Regions from separate parts of the Homo sapiens genome. Here region 1 is linked to region 2. Evidence: chromatin loops called from intact Hi-C (ENCODE). Cell type or tissue: heart right ventricle. All regions are shown on one strand.

The links. Hi-C counts contacts between places; a loop is a spot of excess contacts. Peaks named below come from ENCODE experiments on the same cell type or tissue, not always from the same donor. Only the 100,000 strongest peaks of a DNase experiment are listed, where the experiment ranks them.
Region 1: a loop joins it to region 2, with 6 times the contacts of the local background. A loop is called at or near these places in 8 of 110 quality-filtered maps.

The regions. Positions count from the first base shown.
Region 1 is chr21:36,100,662-36,108,661 of GRCh38, forward strand. All of the region lies in intron 1 of CBR1-AS1 (CBR1 antisense RNA 1), which reads right to left. LOC105369306 (a long non-coding RNA gene) reads left to right here and starts at 4,220. Exons shown (of 2, transcript NR_147887.1): 1 at 4,220-4,462; 2 at 6,937-8,000. RefSeq lists an enhancer at 4,076-4,577 and a silencer at 5,596-5,796. In heart right ventricle, a CTCF peak has its summit at 4,165 (motif pointing left); a DNase peak (open chromatin) is centred at 4,250; H3K4me3 peaks cover 671 bases; H3K27me3 peaks cover 3,972 bases.
Region 2 is chr21:35,953,883-35,961,882 of GRCh38, forward strand. It overlaps LOC101928269 (a long non-coding RNA gene), which reads right to left. Exons shown (of 6, transcript NR_110418.1): 6 at 778-943. Among named protein-coding and RNA genes, the nearest start is that of LINC01436, 47 kb to the right of the region's middle. In heart right ventricle, no CTCF peak of the experiment used is centred here; no DNase peak of the experiment used is centred here; H3K27me3 peaks cover 1,599 bases.

The DNA.
Region 1 (8,000 bases), 150 kb after region 2:
TTGGGAGGCCGAGGTGGGCGGATCACGAGGTCAGGAGATCGAGACCATCCTGGCTAACACGATGAAACCCCATCTCTACTAAAAATACAAAAAGTAGCTGGTTGTTGTGGCCAGCACCTGTAGTCCCAGCTACTCAGGAGGCTGAGGCAGGAGAATGGCGTTGAACCCGGGAGGCAGAGCTTGCTGTGAGCCGAGATCACGCCACTGCACTCCAGCCTGGGTGACAGAGTGAGACTCCAAAGAAAAGAAAAGGAGCTGTTATCATCTTTGTTTTAGACTATAGATTATAAACCAGGCTGCTCCCAAAGTTGGTTCGGACTACCCCCAGGGATGGGCAAGAACAGCTTGGGGCTGGAAAACAAATGCAGCTGTTTGGGTCAGATCTCTTTCGCTGTCTCAGTCACAATTTTGCAGTAACAGTTTCAAAAGCTGCCTATCACCCCTTTGAAAATACCTTGTACATTCAAGGTTAAGTCATAACCTAATTAAGCCATAAACCTAATTAAGACTTGTCAGTTTCACCTGTGAGGTTTCAAAAGCTGAACATCTTAACTGCTTCCTGTGGCTAAAGTCGAGTCACAAGGGATTTAAAAGGATTTTTCTTAATGAGTGCTCAGCTTAATTAAAAGTGGATATTCAAGTTATAAATATATTTAAAAGGCCTTTATGTTTTTTGCTTCTTGGATTTTGTTTTTCTGGTAAAAGGCTTTTTTCTTCTCAGTCGACTGAATTATTTTTCTCCATTTTTTGTCTTACCACTCTTACTGCTTGCTGCCTGGCACTGTTCCTCCAAGGGCTCCACCCTGACGCCAGTAATCCAATTAAGAAACTGGCAAATGAAAAATCTTACAAGTGCTGAATCTTCTGTCTGTTCGTGTTGCTCTATACATGTTGTGTGTAAGGTCTATTAAAAGAGCTCTAATTGACTGGCTTAAAGAAAAACAAGTGCTTAAATCAAATATTTTTTAGTTCACATAACTTTAAGAAATAAAAATAGTCTTAAGGATTATTGGTAAAATGCAAGTGTTGTCAAAATACAAATAGGTGGTCTAAATCATTCAGCTTAGATACTAGGTTTGCTAAATGTTCCAAGGCTGTGTATACTGCCCGCTTTTCAGATAGGTAAGGCTTGGGACACATGGACCTAGATGCTGAAACGTCAGACTTTATCTGCACTTCTGTCTGAGTCCTAGGATCCACATCTGGTACATAATTAAAATAGATTACTAACCAGGTTTTTCACCAAAAATAAAAGTTGCTAAAAGTTCAACAGTGAACATTAACTAAACTTAAAAGTGTATTATATGATCTTTTCATAAATTGAGCATTGAAATAAAAGCACAGCAAAGAGGTCTTACGACACTAATCTGTCCTTTAGTAAAAGGGTTATGAAAGGTTTGTAAAGATTTCACCTCATGGTCAAATTGGTTAAGGTTAGATGGAATGATCTATAAGGTTTAATTTAAACAAATTGGGGTTAATATTAATAAACTAATGCAAGGGTAAAATTTGGGTTTGAACAGGATTTTCATGTCATAGTAAAGGCCAACGAACAGTTTTTGCCTTTTAAGTCACCATTTTGGCAAAAGAAATAATGTATGGCAATCTGGAATTCCATTTCATAACATCAAGTGTTTTAAACCTTGAACATTTAACAGGCATCCTAAAATCAGACTTCAAGTTTCAAAATTGTCGTTCCTGATGCCTGGCTTTTTGATGGTTCAGAGGGCCCCTGAAACATTCAGAAAAGAGATAAACAGGATTATCTGACATATTTAATCACATGAGATTGCCAAAATGATGTCCAATCTTAAGTTATACTTTGCTAAATAATACTAATATATTCTGGCCGGGCACAGTGGCTCAAGCCTATAATCCTAGTGCTTTGGGAGGCTGAGGCAGGTGGATCACCTGAGGTCAGGAGTTCAAGACCAGCCTGGCCAACATGGTGAAACTCCATCTCAACTAAAAATACAAAAAAATTAGCCAGGTGTGGTGGCAGGTGCCTGTAATCCCAGCTACTTTGGGAGGCTGAGGCAGGAAAATCACTTGAACCCAGAAGGCAGAGTTTGCAATGAGCCAAGATCATGCCACTGCACTCCAGCCTGAGCAACAAGAGCAAAACTCCATTTCATAAAAATAATTTTAAAAAATACTATTATATGTTCCAAAATTACATATGATTTCTAAAATTCTGATGTCTAAGTATATGCTATCAATCATAATTAAGGGTAAAGTTATTGTAAACCACTGAAATGAATAAATTTGTTAATCATGTTGTTAACTATAAATATCCTGGAAATCTTGTCATTCACAGACAATTGTTATCTTGCTTTGTTCCTTCTCAAAAGATGGTTTATAATCAAGCTATATTAAAGAATTTAACAGGCATTCTCAAATACAGGTTTTTAGTAGCTTTGAAGATTGTAACATTGGAATAGAGAATGTATGGGACTCATAATGAGCTTACATGTTCACAAATATCAAGCAAAACAAGATTTAACTAGACGGACAGCACTCAGAAGGTTAAAGCAACTTTTTGACTCTTGCTTGGAATATTGCTGATCCTTGTTTTATTTTTCAGAGTGAAGGAAACTTACTTTGAACTATTTATGGCCTTTAATAATTGAGTAAGGTATACTACTGTAAACAAAATTTGGAGTGTGTTTGTTTTTCTCTGCCTGGTTCCTCTAGAATTTGGAAACTATCTGTGAGTACTCTTAACTTATGGCAATATTTGCATCAGTGCAATAAGAATCCATTTTTCTTTGTCAACAGGACACAATTGAAAAAACTGGTTATTTTACCAAGGCTTTGACTGAAAGGGTGTGTTTCCCTTTAAGGAATGAAGCTTGACATGCAGACCCAATAAAAGCCCCTTAAGGAGAACTGGCCTCATACCTTGTCTACACAGTTCCTGCACAAGGTTCCTAAATTGTGGTCAGTAAAGAATGTCATTTTCTAACAGGTCCAGCAGCTCCAAGTTTATCTTAGACCCTCAAGAGGAGAGGATTACCCAACTCACAGGTATTTGAGGATACAAACCCATGGCTGGGCTCAGCTTTAAAGATCTTATCTGAAATTCCTTGTGGAACAGAGTTTCATCAAAGCCAATCCAAAGGCCTACATAGAAACAACCATTCTTGCTGCACTTTATGCAAATAATCAGGCCAAGTATAAGACTAAAGTTTATTCTACGAACAACCCACACAGTCCTATCATAATTTGTTTTTACCAAAAATGAGGACTGGAGAGAGAAATTGTTCTCCAAAGCTTATCATACATTTGTCATTAAATCCTAGTCTCATTAATTGTTTTTAAGCTTTTCGCCTACATTTTAGACTAACCCTGCTTATTCCTGTGAATCAAGTGGTGATCTCCTGCAGCTTGGAAGAATCAAAGGGGGATGGTTAACATAAAAACCTGGATCAATATGCTAGTTCTGGACAATTCTCCTGCAAATTCTGCCAGGTAATGAAAGTGAGTAGGGTGCCCATAACCCAGAGGTTTCTTTGTTTGGGAAAATAAAACCAAGGAACTTCATAGACCTCCCCAAAAGGAAATTCTATATCTTAGGTTAACACCTCTAGTAAAGTAGAGGAAAATTGTTAGATATGAGTTCTAAATTTCTCTTCAAAGAATCAATATGTCAGTATGTTCAATTCTTTGCCTTCTACTTATAAACTTAACTTCCTCATAAAGCAACCTTTTTCCATTACCTGCTCCACCCGGACTCATTCTGATTACCTGCTTCTCCCTGACTCATTCTCCACCCTGACTCATTCCGATTTCTCACTCTGCCATAACCATTTTTCCTGCCAAACCGCTCACCCCGTCACTCTCTTTAAATTAGCCAATTGGAATTAGTTTAGTTTGTGCGATCTAACCCTAGCCAATAGGGAAATGACACAGCATCAGGGGCCACGTGCATCAGGGATAAGGACCCCTTCCCCTCCTTTGTCCAAGTGTGCGCTCACCATCGCTCCATCTGTCAGGGCGCACCCTTTTATAGAAGAACATGGCCTTGCAGAGAATTAAAAAGAAAATTTTATATTTGAGTGCTATTTCTTTTGCGGCACCGAAACTTTATAACAATTTCAGGGCTCACCCTTGATTACATTTCCCCCAGGGGCGGTCTCCGGTTCTCTCTCCTGAGGAGGCGCACCCCGCCCCCTTGTGGTGGCCTCAGGGGTGAGAAATCAGGACCACCCAGTGCGAGGAATAACCGGAGCTCTCTGCAACGCTGAAAGAAACTGGCCAGCAACCTAGCTTAAAGGATCCTCACATCTGCGGCGATGACTCTGTGCACAGACCAAGGAAGGAGAAGCCGCCGGAGCCAGTAAAGTACTCCCTTGGTGGTCAAATTCCGGAGGGCTAAATGTGTGTGTGCATGAATGATCACAAATAACCCTACCTGCGGTGTTGTTCATGTGGATGGTGACAAGACCTACTGCTGGACAGAGTGAGTGGGACCTCTCCGCAGTTCCGTAGCTACCTCATATGGCTTAGGGCGGATCCTGCCGTGGGATTTATACTGGCACACCGACACTAAGAGGGGCCTAATTCTCCCTTGGGGGAGCAGCCAGAGAGGGCAACACAAGTGGGAAGTGTGCAAGGGACCTTGAGAGGGGGAAAGGGAGGAAACAGGTCAACCTCCCAGAGCAGCAAGGTAAGACATCCCTGATTTAAGGGATTGAGCCTTCCAGGGCAGGCAAAGCGAGACACCCCTGGTTTGAGGGGTTGAGTCTTCTGCAAGTTTCATGAACCTCACACAAACCTCCAGTAGCAAGAAAAATATTCAGGACTCCCCTTGCCTTTCTTCTCAGGGGAAGAAAGAGTAACTCCACTCCTGCCGGTCCCTCCCCTAGGGAAAGGGGAAGGAGAGGGGAGAACAGCGGCATAAGCGGCTGGCAGAGGCAGAGAAAGAGAGAGTCAAAGAGAGAGACAGAGAGAGAGAGAGAGAAAGAGAGGCAGAGAGAGAGAGAAAGAGAGGCAGAGAGAGAGAGAAAGAGGCAGAGAGAGAGAGAGAGAAAGAGACAGAGAGACAAAAAGGGAGTCAAAGAGAGAGAAATTGAGAGACAGAGTCAGAGAGAGAGAGAGAAGTAGTAAAGAGAAAACAGTGTAACCTATTCCTTTAAAAGCCAGGGTAAATTTAAAACCTGTAATTAATGATTGAAGGTCTTCTCCATGACCCTATAACACTCCAATACCACCTTGTTGCCAGTGTTAACAAGGGCATAGCCCAAAAGCACTGAGGCCACTGACAACCCGTAGCCTTCCTATCAAAAATCCTTAACCCAGTAACCCACGGATGGCCCATATGCATTCAATCTGTAGTGGCAACTGCTTTGCTAACAGAAGAAAGTAGAAAAATAACTTTTAAAGGAAACCTCATTGTGAGCACACCTCACCAGTTCAGAACTACCTAAGTCAAAAAAGCATAAAGGTAGCTTACTAACTCAAAAATCTTAAAGTTTTGAGATTTTAGTAAGTTAGTAAGTTTTGTGATTTTTGGGGCTATTCTATTAGAAAAAGATGATTTAACACTAGCCACTGAAAATTCCCTTAACCCAGCAGGTTTCCTAACAGGGGATCTAAATCTTAATTACCATAGAAAGTTCAGATCACACCTAGGAGGAACTCCCTTCAGGACAGGATGATAGATGGTTCCTCCCAGGTGACTGAGGGAAAAAGACACGATGGATATTCAGTAAGTGATAAGGAAACTCTTGTAGAAGCAGAGTTAGGAAAATTGCCCAGTAGTTGGTCTGCTCAAACGTGGGAGCTGTTTGCACTCAGCCAAGCCTTAAAGTACTTACAGAATCAGGAAGGAGCCATCTATACAAATTCTAAGTTAACAGGGACTGAACGAGGTCTTATTAATAGCAAAGAATAATTGAAATCCCAAACATACAAGGTTTTCAACAAAAGCAAAGTTTGCTAAAAGTTAACAGTGTAACATGTATTATCCTAACTTCTAATCTTGTGGCCTTAGACACAGACATGAAGTTCACTTGGGAAAAGAATGGTTATCATATTTGAGAAAAAAAAGGGGGGGGGGTAGAATTTATGTAAAAAGGAATGTTATGGTAAATTCTTAAAGTAAATTAACTGGTTGTTTAAAGAAAGGGATGTTGGCAACAAGTTAGAAAGTTGAGGCATGTTGAAGAATTGTCTGTGAAAGTCGTGAAAAAATGTTATAAAAGGGAATTTATGCAAGAAATGTATAATTTAAAAGTAATTAGGCCTCCTGAATGTAAAACTATTGAAGAAAGAGTTTGTGTGCAAGGTATGTAAGGAAAGTAGAATATACTTTTGGTAAAAGGATTACAAGGAGGCATAAGAATGTGGATTTTTACCTACATTAAAAGGTTAAAAAAATACATTTTGTTTTAAAGGTTTAAGCAAGTTTTGAAATGTTAATTGTAAAGGAAATTCTGTGTGTAATCATACTGGCTGAAGTTAAAGGGGTATCATCCAGTTTTTCTGTGAACTGGACATTAAAATAAAAGCACAACAGGTTTTTCTTAAAGCACTAACCTGCTCTTTAACAAAAATTATAAAAAGGTTAAAAAGAGTCTGTAAAAATCTTACATTATGATCAGACATTAAAAATTGGATAAATATGTCTACAAGGTTTTACTAAAATTAAGTTTAACATTAATAACACACTAATATAAAGATGAAATTTAGCTTATCTGGTATAAAAATCATACAGGAAGCATTGTCAAATACAAAATGGTGTTTGGCCTTCTTTGGTCTAAAAACTAATAAAAATAGGTGCCAAAGAAAATTTCTCAACAAGAAAGCATGAAGGACTATAAAGTCCACTGTTGATATCCCCACGTTTAAAACAAAAGATCAATTTCTTAGAAATTATATACTCGGTTTATCCTCCACCTTCTCTTCCCTTAAAACAGAGGTCTTTTAGCACAGGTGCTGCCTTTGGACTTTCCAGTGCCTCAGCATCAGCCTGGGGATCACGTTCTCATCAAAGAGGGGAAAGAAGGGAAACTCGAGCCAGCCCGGGAAGGACCCTACCTTGTGCTGCTAACCACTGAGACTGCTGTTCGTAAGGTTGGAAAGAGATGGACACATCACACATGAGTCAAGCAAGCACCATTATCCTCAGAATCATGGGCCATTGTTCCTGGATCAAGCCCTACCAAATTAAAGCTAAGGAAAGCTTAGTCTATCTATCTTTTCCTTTCCCTTCCTTACCCAGTGCTTATATCCATTACTATTCCTACCACTAGCAACTCTAACCCCACTTTAGAACGCTTCTGTGGTTTAGGAGCAGAGGTCACTGGAAAGGATCCTATGGGCTTCTTTAAGGTGGGCTTTGTTCTCCCTCCTCCACCTCCTATGGCTGCCCCTTTCCCAAACCTACAAAATCAAACTATGACTCACCTCATGCCAAATGACAAAAGCAAGGTCCCGGTAGTAGAAATAGGAGACCTAAGGCAAACCATAGCCATTAAAACAGGGTATAAAAATGTAAATGCCTGGTTAAAATTGATTAAATATTCTGTCCACACGTTAAACAAAGGCAATTTTTATGCTTGTGCACATGACAGGCCAGAAGCCCAGATTGTCCCCTTTCCACTAGGGTGGCCCTCTAGTTGACTGGGCATGGCCTGCATGGCAGATCTTTCCCAGGATTATTCAGCCTGGGGTAACAAGTCGTGCCAAGCTCTCTCTCTGCTACATCCCGAAGTTCAACACCCTGCGGGTCAGCCCCCAAGGGCCATCCAGCTTCCATCTCCCAACACTAAGTTCACTTCGTGTCTCTCAGGACCGGGAGGAAACTTAGCGTTCCTTGGAGTCCTGAAGGGATGCAGTGAGATTAAGAAATTTCAAGAGCTTACCAATTAGCCCTTACTCATCCCTGAGCAGATGTGTAGTGGTATTATGATGGACCTTTACTGGACACTCTGCCGAGTAACTGAAGTGGCACTTGCTTTAGTCCAGTTGGCTATCCCTTTCACGCTGGCATTTCA
Region 2 (8,000 bases):
CCCTGGCTTTCCCCAAGTACATGAACCCTCCAGGGAGGCAGAGAGTTGCCTGGCTGAAACCAAAGAATCTTCTGGCCACCCCCAAACCTGCCCCTGGCAATGGCCTATACAAAGTAAGTCTGAGAAATGTAATACATCTTAGGAATGCACCTGGAATATAGCAATATTATATCCACCCAGGGAAAAGTCTTCCTGGGGATTAGAGTGGGCTCTGAAATTTGAGGCTTCTCAAGCTTTCATAATTGTTATCCCAATTAATGTAACTGCAGACACCATTCTTATATTCCCAGGTACAATAATGTCCCGTTCCTTTGAAGCTCATCAAGCCATTTGCTTCAACACTTGAGGAGGCAAGCCCCAAGGTTAACAGCCCTCCACGTGAGCCTCTCATCTGCCTGCTGTACAAATGTGTTTTCTTTGCATTTCAGTCATGCCCTGACCTTGGAGAGGACGATGTAAAGGGGAATGCCTAATTAACTTTCCATTTATAAACCAATTATTTTACTATTGGCACCTTCATTCTGCAATCACTGACATAAAATCTTTTACAAAACAAAATGTAATAAATGAGAAATCGATTGGATTTTTTTTAAGTTTGCTTTGAAGTCAGCCATTAATAAGAAATGTCCTTTAATAAGAGAGATCTGTCTATAGAAGTTCCTCGACGTCAGAGCCCAGCTGTGCGGCTGCTGGAGGAGACGAAGCCGCATTCAATCAAGGCTTTGGAACTCTTCCTTGTTCATCTTTAACTGCAAGGACAGAGGCGTACTATTTTTCTTTTTTTTTTTTTTTTTTTTTGGTAGAGAGGGGGGTCTCCGTAGGTTGCTCAGGCTGGTCTCAATCTCCTGGACTCAAGCAATTCTCCTGTCTTGGCCTCCCAAAGTGCTGAGATTACAGGTGTGAGCCACCACACCCAGCCAGTACCAGAAGGACTGCTTTTCTCCTTAAAAAAGAGGGAAAGAATGTTTTCACATAGATCTTCATGTGCTAAAATCACACCAAAAACTCATGCAAGGTCAATGAAGAACAAAGTTCTCTGCTCCCACCACAGAATCTTTGCATTGACTGTCACTGTCCCGGACACTCTTTCCCAGAGGTCAGCATGGTTCTCTCCTTTATCTTCTTCAGTTCATCATCAAGTGTCACCTTTTGGTGAGACCTTCCCTCACCACCCTACTGACAACTATAAACCAGCAGCCCCGACATCTGCATCCCTTCTCCACCCTGCTTTCCTCCATAGCACTCCCATGCTTGACATTCTTTACATTGGGTCTACTCCTCCCTTTTGATTATTCCACGCCTCCCCACCATGAGAATGTAAGCTCCATGAGGACAGGAAGATCCCAGCAACACCTAGAACAGAAGCCAACATAGAGCCAGCACTCAATAAATATAATGAGACGTATACATCAAGTATTTACAATGGAAAGTCAAAATACCGCTGCCCATCATGAGCAAGTCATTCCCCTTCTCTCCACAAAGATAGACAGTGTGGTGAAGCCACTGCCCAGGTGAGTCGAGAACAAAGAAGAGAGAGAAAAACTGCTCCTGTTCTCCAACATCAGATACAAAGCACCGTGCCTTCCATGTCACCTGGGAGCCCAGACTCAGGCAGCTACCATGATCCCTGCCCACACCTCCACCTGAAACTCCAGAGGGAAGAGGGGTAATGTTCCCTCTGGCTTCTAGCTTGCTCGTGGCTTGCTGGTGAGTTGTATCCAGGGCCAGCTCCATGGGAACTGCTGTAGTCACACCCAGGGTCCCATACTCAGAAGAGTCCCAAGCTTGGTTTCATGCTCTGCTGTGGCCGTCTGGAAATTCTTTCCAATTTTACCTTTGAACTTGGGACAGTGGAGCATGCATATGAGCAGAAGAGATTCATAAAACCAAAAGAAAAACTTTATATTTTAGTACCTTTAGCAGCATTTTTTTCTCTGCTTTTTCAACAAGCAGATCCACATTTTCTTTTTGTACTGAGCCCTAAAAATTACGTAGTTGGTCCTGGATGCATTCATGTTCTTTGTGGAGGGAAAACTTTCTAAGGTGGAGAAAATCCACTCTGTCTAATGGTTCTGTTCTCCCAACTTGATAGAGGTGTGGCCATCTCTTTCTGGCTAACAACAGCAACAACAAAGCTTAGATTCTAATAAATCCCAAATCAAGGAGAATAATTGAGCTGATTAGTTGCTTTGAAGGAAAGAAATAATACAGAAAATTCTTTTATAAAAATAATTACTGGAAATTTTAATAAGCTAATTTAATAAATTTTCCCAGCTAATAAGAGTAGCTGGGAAACTACTTTTGTTGTTGGGAAGCTATTTTTGTTGTTTGGAAACTTCAGAAAGTTATTTACTGAAGTCATATGACAATTTCTACTACATGTGCACCATGTACCAAAAGGGAATTGTTTAATCCACCTCTTCCCAAGGGCAGAGTCAGGATTCGTGGACATAAAACCCAAGGCTTTACAAATACTGAAGAGAACTTGGCTATTCAACAATTATGTGTATTAACAAAAGGCAAAATGCATCATTAATTCTATAACTTTCTAATTTTGAGAAAACTCCATAGACTCACAGGTTAAATTAAAATAGAAAAAATTTAAATGAATTGCTAAAATGTAAAAGTTAGATGGATCATTCGTATGTTGAATGATAATGATATCCAAATTTGATAAATTTCAAAAGATCAAAAAGTTTAACTTCATATAACTTGTGATGGTTAATACTGAGTGTCAACTTGATTGGATTGAAGGATACAAAGTATTGATCCTGGGTGTGTCTGTGAGGGTGTTGCCGAAAGAGATTAACATTTGAGTCAGTAGGGTGGGGAAGGCAGATTCACCCTTAACCTGGAGGACACAATCTAATCAGCTGCCAACAAACAAAAAGCAGGCAGAAAAACGTGAAAAGGAAAGACTGGCCTAGCCTCCCAGCCTACGTCTTTCTCCCGTGCTGGATGCTCCCTGCCCTCAGACATCAGACTCCAAGTTCTTCAGTTTTAGGACTCAGACCATATATATATATATATATATATATATATATATATATATATATATATATATACACACACACACACACACACACATATACATATATATACACATATACATATATTTATATATATACACACATATACATATATATACGTATCTTCTATTAGTTCTGCCCCTCTAGAGAACCCTAATACACCAACAGAGTCATATTTTCCCAATTTGTCAATCCTTCCCTATTTCTCTGTCTCTACTATTCTATAAAAGATAATACAAGACCTAGGAAATAAAATCAAACACCTACAGAAGTCAGACATGTAACATAAACATGTGAACCAGGCTGAATACAAGACAGAAGGGGTAAGACAGTGGGACTGCATGTGTACCTTCTAAATTTTTTTTTTTTTTTTTTTTGAGGCAGAATCTTCCTTTGTCACCCAAGCTGGAGCACAGTGACGCAATCTCAGTTCACTGCAACCTCCACCTCCTAGGTTCAAGCAATTCTCCTGCCTCAGGCTCCCAAGTAGCTGGGATTACAGGCATGCACCACCACACCCAGCTAATTTTTGTATTTTTAGTAGAGACGTGGTTTCACCATTTTGGCCAGGCTGGTCTCAAACTCCTGACCTCAAGTGATCCACTCGCCTCAGCTTCCCAAAGTGCTGGAATTACAGGTGTCAGCCACCATGCCTGCCCACTTTTTTTAATCAAGGAATCTTCTGAATTTTTAATCAAGTCAGGATCTTCTGAAAAGCATAAACCAGGGCAGGATTCAATGTACAAGTAATTTATTAAGAGAAGCGCCTATGAGTCTCTTATTCAGGCTGCTATAACAAAATATCATAGACTAGGTGGCTTATTAACAGCTGAACATGATTTCTCACAGTGCCAGAGGCTGAAAGTTGGACATCAGGATGCCAGCAGCAGTGTTAGGTTCTGGGGAGGGCTCTCTTCTGGGTTGCAGGCAGCTGACTTCTTGTTACATCTTCATATGGCAAGACAGGACAAAAGAACTCTCTGAGTGTCTTTAAAGGGAACTAATACCATTCATGAGGCTCCACCCTCATGACCTAATCACCTCCCAAAGGCCATCACATTGAGATTAGAGTTTCAACATATGAATCTGGGGGGCAAAGACATTCAGTCCATAACAGAGACAACATGAGGAGCAGGCTACTAGAGATGTTAGACCATCGTGTAGGTCTGACCTGCATGAAGGAGAGAGGGAAGGAAGCAAGGTGAATTAGATGCTTCCTCAACTACAGTGCATTTCTCCAGGAAGTTCTACAAGGCCAGTTGGGAGGCATCAAGCCACAGTCAGAGGCATCACCTCTCCCAGAAACAGGCCTGTCTGGGTATCCCACCTTGCTCAGTCATGAAAAGCAAGGTCTCGGGCCGATCAGTGATGGATTTCAAAGCACAGCAGCTGGGGCTGTTGGTCAACGATGCCAACTGCAGTCATAGATCTGAGGCCATTCTCATATCCTCCATAGTGCCCAATAGAATACACCTGAAGGCTAGCAATCTGAGCCTGCCTAGGCCCTTGTTAAACTCTCATGCTTCATTCTCTCACCAACTGTCATCTCTCCATGCCTATACCTCACTACCGACCAAATGAAAGTGTAGCTATCCATTCCATTCAGAAACATGGAAAGAATTCATTCCTTGAAAAACAGACCTTGCAGGACCTGTGCTAGGAGCAGACACAACTTCTAAACAAGCTGTCCTTACAGATCTGTTGGAAATCAGTCACTGGAGCTGCCTTCAGGCCAGAAAGTTTGCATCAGGTGTTCAGGTTGTTCTGTTTCCCCACAGAGGTCACAATGCCCTTGACTGAATGTGGCTCCATGGTTGGATAACTTATGCAGGAATAAACCACGATTAAAAAAATAATAACAAATGTTTATGCCAGCTTTTGAATCATAAAGCAATTTCCCATCCTTTCCTTTTCATACAGAAAAGTGTTCCCCTTAGGAAACTTCCAATGATGCCACTGATTCTTCCATGGATGCAAAAAATTGTGTTAGTGTTGTATTTTCAAGGTTGAGAAGGAAAAAACAAAAACAGCACTAGCAAACCGAGAACCTGTGAAAATATCGGTGGTAGTGTTGCCACACAGAGAGACTGAAAATATAATGGCTGCATTCCCCAAGGTAGTCTCAAGTTACCAAAATCATTCTGTGGAAGGCCGAGAGAAAATAAAGGAAAAGATCCCTGTAAATACGGAAGCAGTGAAGAGAGTAGCAATAGAAGGGCAGCCCTTTAAAAACAAAGGAATTATAAAACATGAAGGAAGACTAACAGCTAAGCCTTCAGAGGAACCAGAAGAAAACAGGCAACTGCCAGAAAGCCCAAGAACCCTCATACTCAACGTGTTCCCCAGAAAACACCCTGCCCTAATGTGTGGGTTTGTTGTTGTTGTTGTTTTCAGGAAATGGAAACCCCATTTCTTCCATTGTACTCATCAGAAACCTATCCATGTTTGACAACTTCTCTCCTTCACTCCTATACAACCACATCACCCAGTCTTCTTGGTTTCATTTTCTCTTGAATCCATCCACTTCTCTTAACCCTAATGTCCACCCTGGTCCAAGTAAAGGTCACATTTTGCCTACTCTTTAACGATGGACCATCCAGCTGGTCTCCTTGAGTCAACTCTTGCTCCACACGCCCATCATTCTCTAAAGAGTCCTCAGTGGTCTTCTTAAAACATAAATGTAATCCCAGCACTTTGGGAGGCCGAGGTGGGTGGATCACCTGAGATCAGGAGTTCAAGACCAGCCTGCCCAATATGGTGAAACCCCGTCTCTACTAAAAATATAAAAAATTAGCCATGCGTGGTGGCATGTGCCTGTAATCCCAGCTACTCGGGAGGCTGAGGCAGGAGAATCGCTTGAACCCAGGAGGTGGAGGTTACGGTGAGCCAAGATCATGCCACCGCACTCCACCCTGAGCAACAGTGAGACGCCTCTCAAATAAATAAATAAATTAATTAATTAATGGGATCATATTGTTCCACTGTAGTCTAAACCTCTCTAGTGGGTTCCAATCCAGTTTTCATCACAAAATCCCTCATGCTTGACAAGATCCTGCATGTTTGTAACCCCTCCCTCTCTAACATATCCGCCCCATCTCCTCAGTCCCTACGCAGCAACCACACGGGCTTTCTTTGGGTTCATCAAATATTGTGCTCCATCTTGCCTCAGAGCCTTTGCAAATACTGTCCCCTCCACCTTTCCTCCCTCTCTTTGCCTATTACTTCCTGCATTTCCTGAAGCGCAGAAGCCAGTTCCTCAGGAAAACCTTTCCTAACATGCCCTGCCTACCCCATCCCAGAATAACTCAGTCTCTCTCTCTCTCTCTCTCTCTCTATATATATATATATACATATACATATATATATATTACACTTTTTATAGCATGGCTGACATTTTTAGCATATTTGTAGGGTGGTTTGACTAATCTGTTTTTCTGTCTAGACTTAACGCAGGAACTATGCCTGCCTTTAATTTTCTCAATTATTTCACCTGTGGCTAGCCCAGCACCTGGCACATAGATGAATAATTGGATGGATGGATGGATGGATGGATGGATGGATGGATGGATGGATGGATGGATGGTCAATTGATCCATTGATTGACTGATTGCTAAGTACCAGAATATTATAAAGCCATAAGCCAGAATATTATAAATCCATAAGCCATCTTTCCAGGGGCAGAAATAAATATCAAATGTAGATAAAGGCTAATAGGTAAATATACCACTTTTTTAATGTTTTAATTGCTGAATAGGTGCTATATTCACATACTTCAAATCTAAAAGATGTCCACTGAGAATATTTGCTCCTGTTCTGTGTCCTTCCACTCCATTTTTCACTGCCTTTATAAGTAACTAGTTCAGTAAGTATCTTATATTTGTTGTGTTTCTTTACACAGATACAAGTAAATGTTATTTTCACTTTCTTACACAAAAGAGAGAATAGTAGACACAGTGTTTGACACATTGGATTTTGTTGTTGCTTTTGTTTAAGGTAACAACATACCCCAAAGCCCTCTGATTCATTCCCTAAGAGCTTCCTTACTCTTTTGTACAGTTCCATGGCAGTCCATTGTATGGATGCAGCATCCTTTATTTAACCCTTCCCATCCTGCTGCTTAGTCTTTTGCTATTTGAAACAAGGTTCTCACTACATCATCCAGGCTGGAATGCAGTGGCACGATCTCAGTTCACTGCAACCTCCACCTCCCAGATTCAAGCAATTCTCCTGCCTCAGCTTCCCAAGTAGCTGGGATTACAGGCACACGCCTGGCTAATTTTTGTGTTTTTAGTAGAGACGGGGTTTCACCATGTTGGCTAGGCTGGTCTTGAACCCCTAACCTCAAGTAATCCACCCACCTTGGCCTCCCAAAGTGCTGGGACTACAGGCGTGAGTCACTGAGACCCATAGCATTTTAAAGTAAAGGTTCATAAAAGTTGAAAAAAGGTAAGTTAGGAGGTGGTGGAGTAAGCCTTAAAGACAGAAATGCCTGGGTTTGAATATGAGTTCTGGCCATCATCAGCTATGTCAACTTGAGTTAGATAAACTTTCTGAGCCTCAGTTTCCTCATCTATAAAATGGAGACAATATTCCTCTAGACATGGCTGAGGATGAAACAGAATAACACAAATGAAGCATTTAACTTCTCTTGCATGCTCTCACGCAATCCATCACTTCAAACATCACCCATCAAGGAAGGCTCCCAAGTCTCCTTCTTCAGCTGAAACCTGCCCTGTTTTTCCAGGTACCTGCTGGATTCTTCCTCTTTTATGTCTTGTATGCCCCCAATCTTTGTTTTGTTTTGTTTGAGACAGTCTCACTCTGTCGCCCAGGCTGGAGTGCAGTGGTGCAATCTCGGCTCACTGCAACCTCCACCTCCTGGGTTCAAGTGATTCTCCTGCCTCAGCCTCCTGAGTAGCTGGGCTTACAGGCACACACCATCATGCCCAACCAAGTTTTTGTATTTTTAGT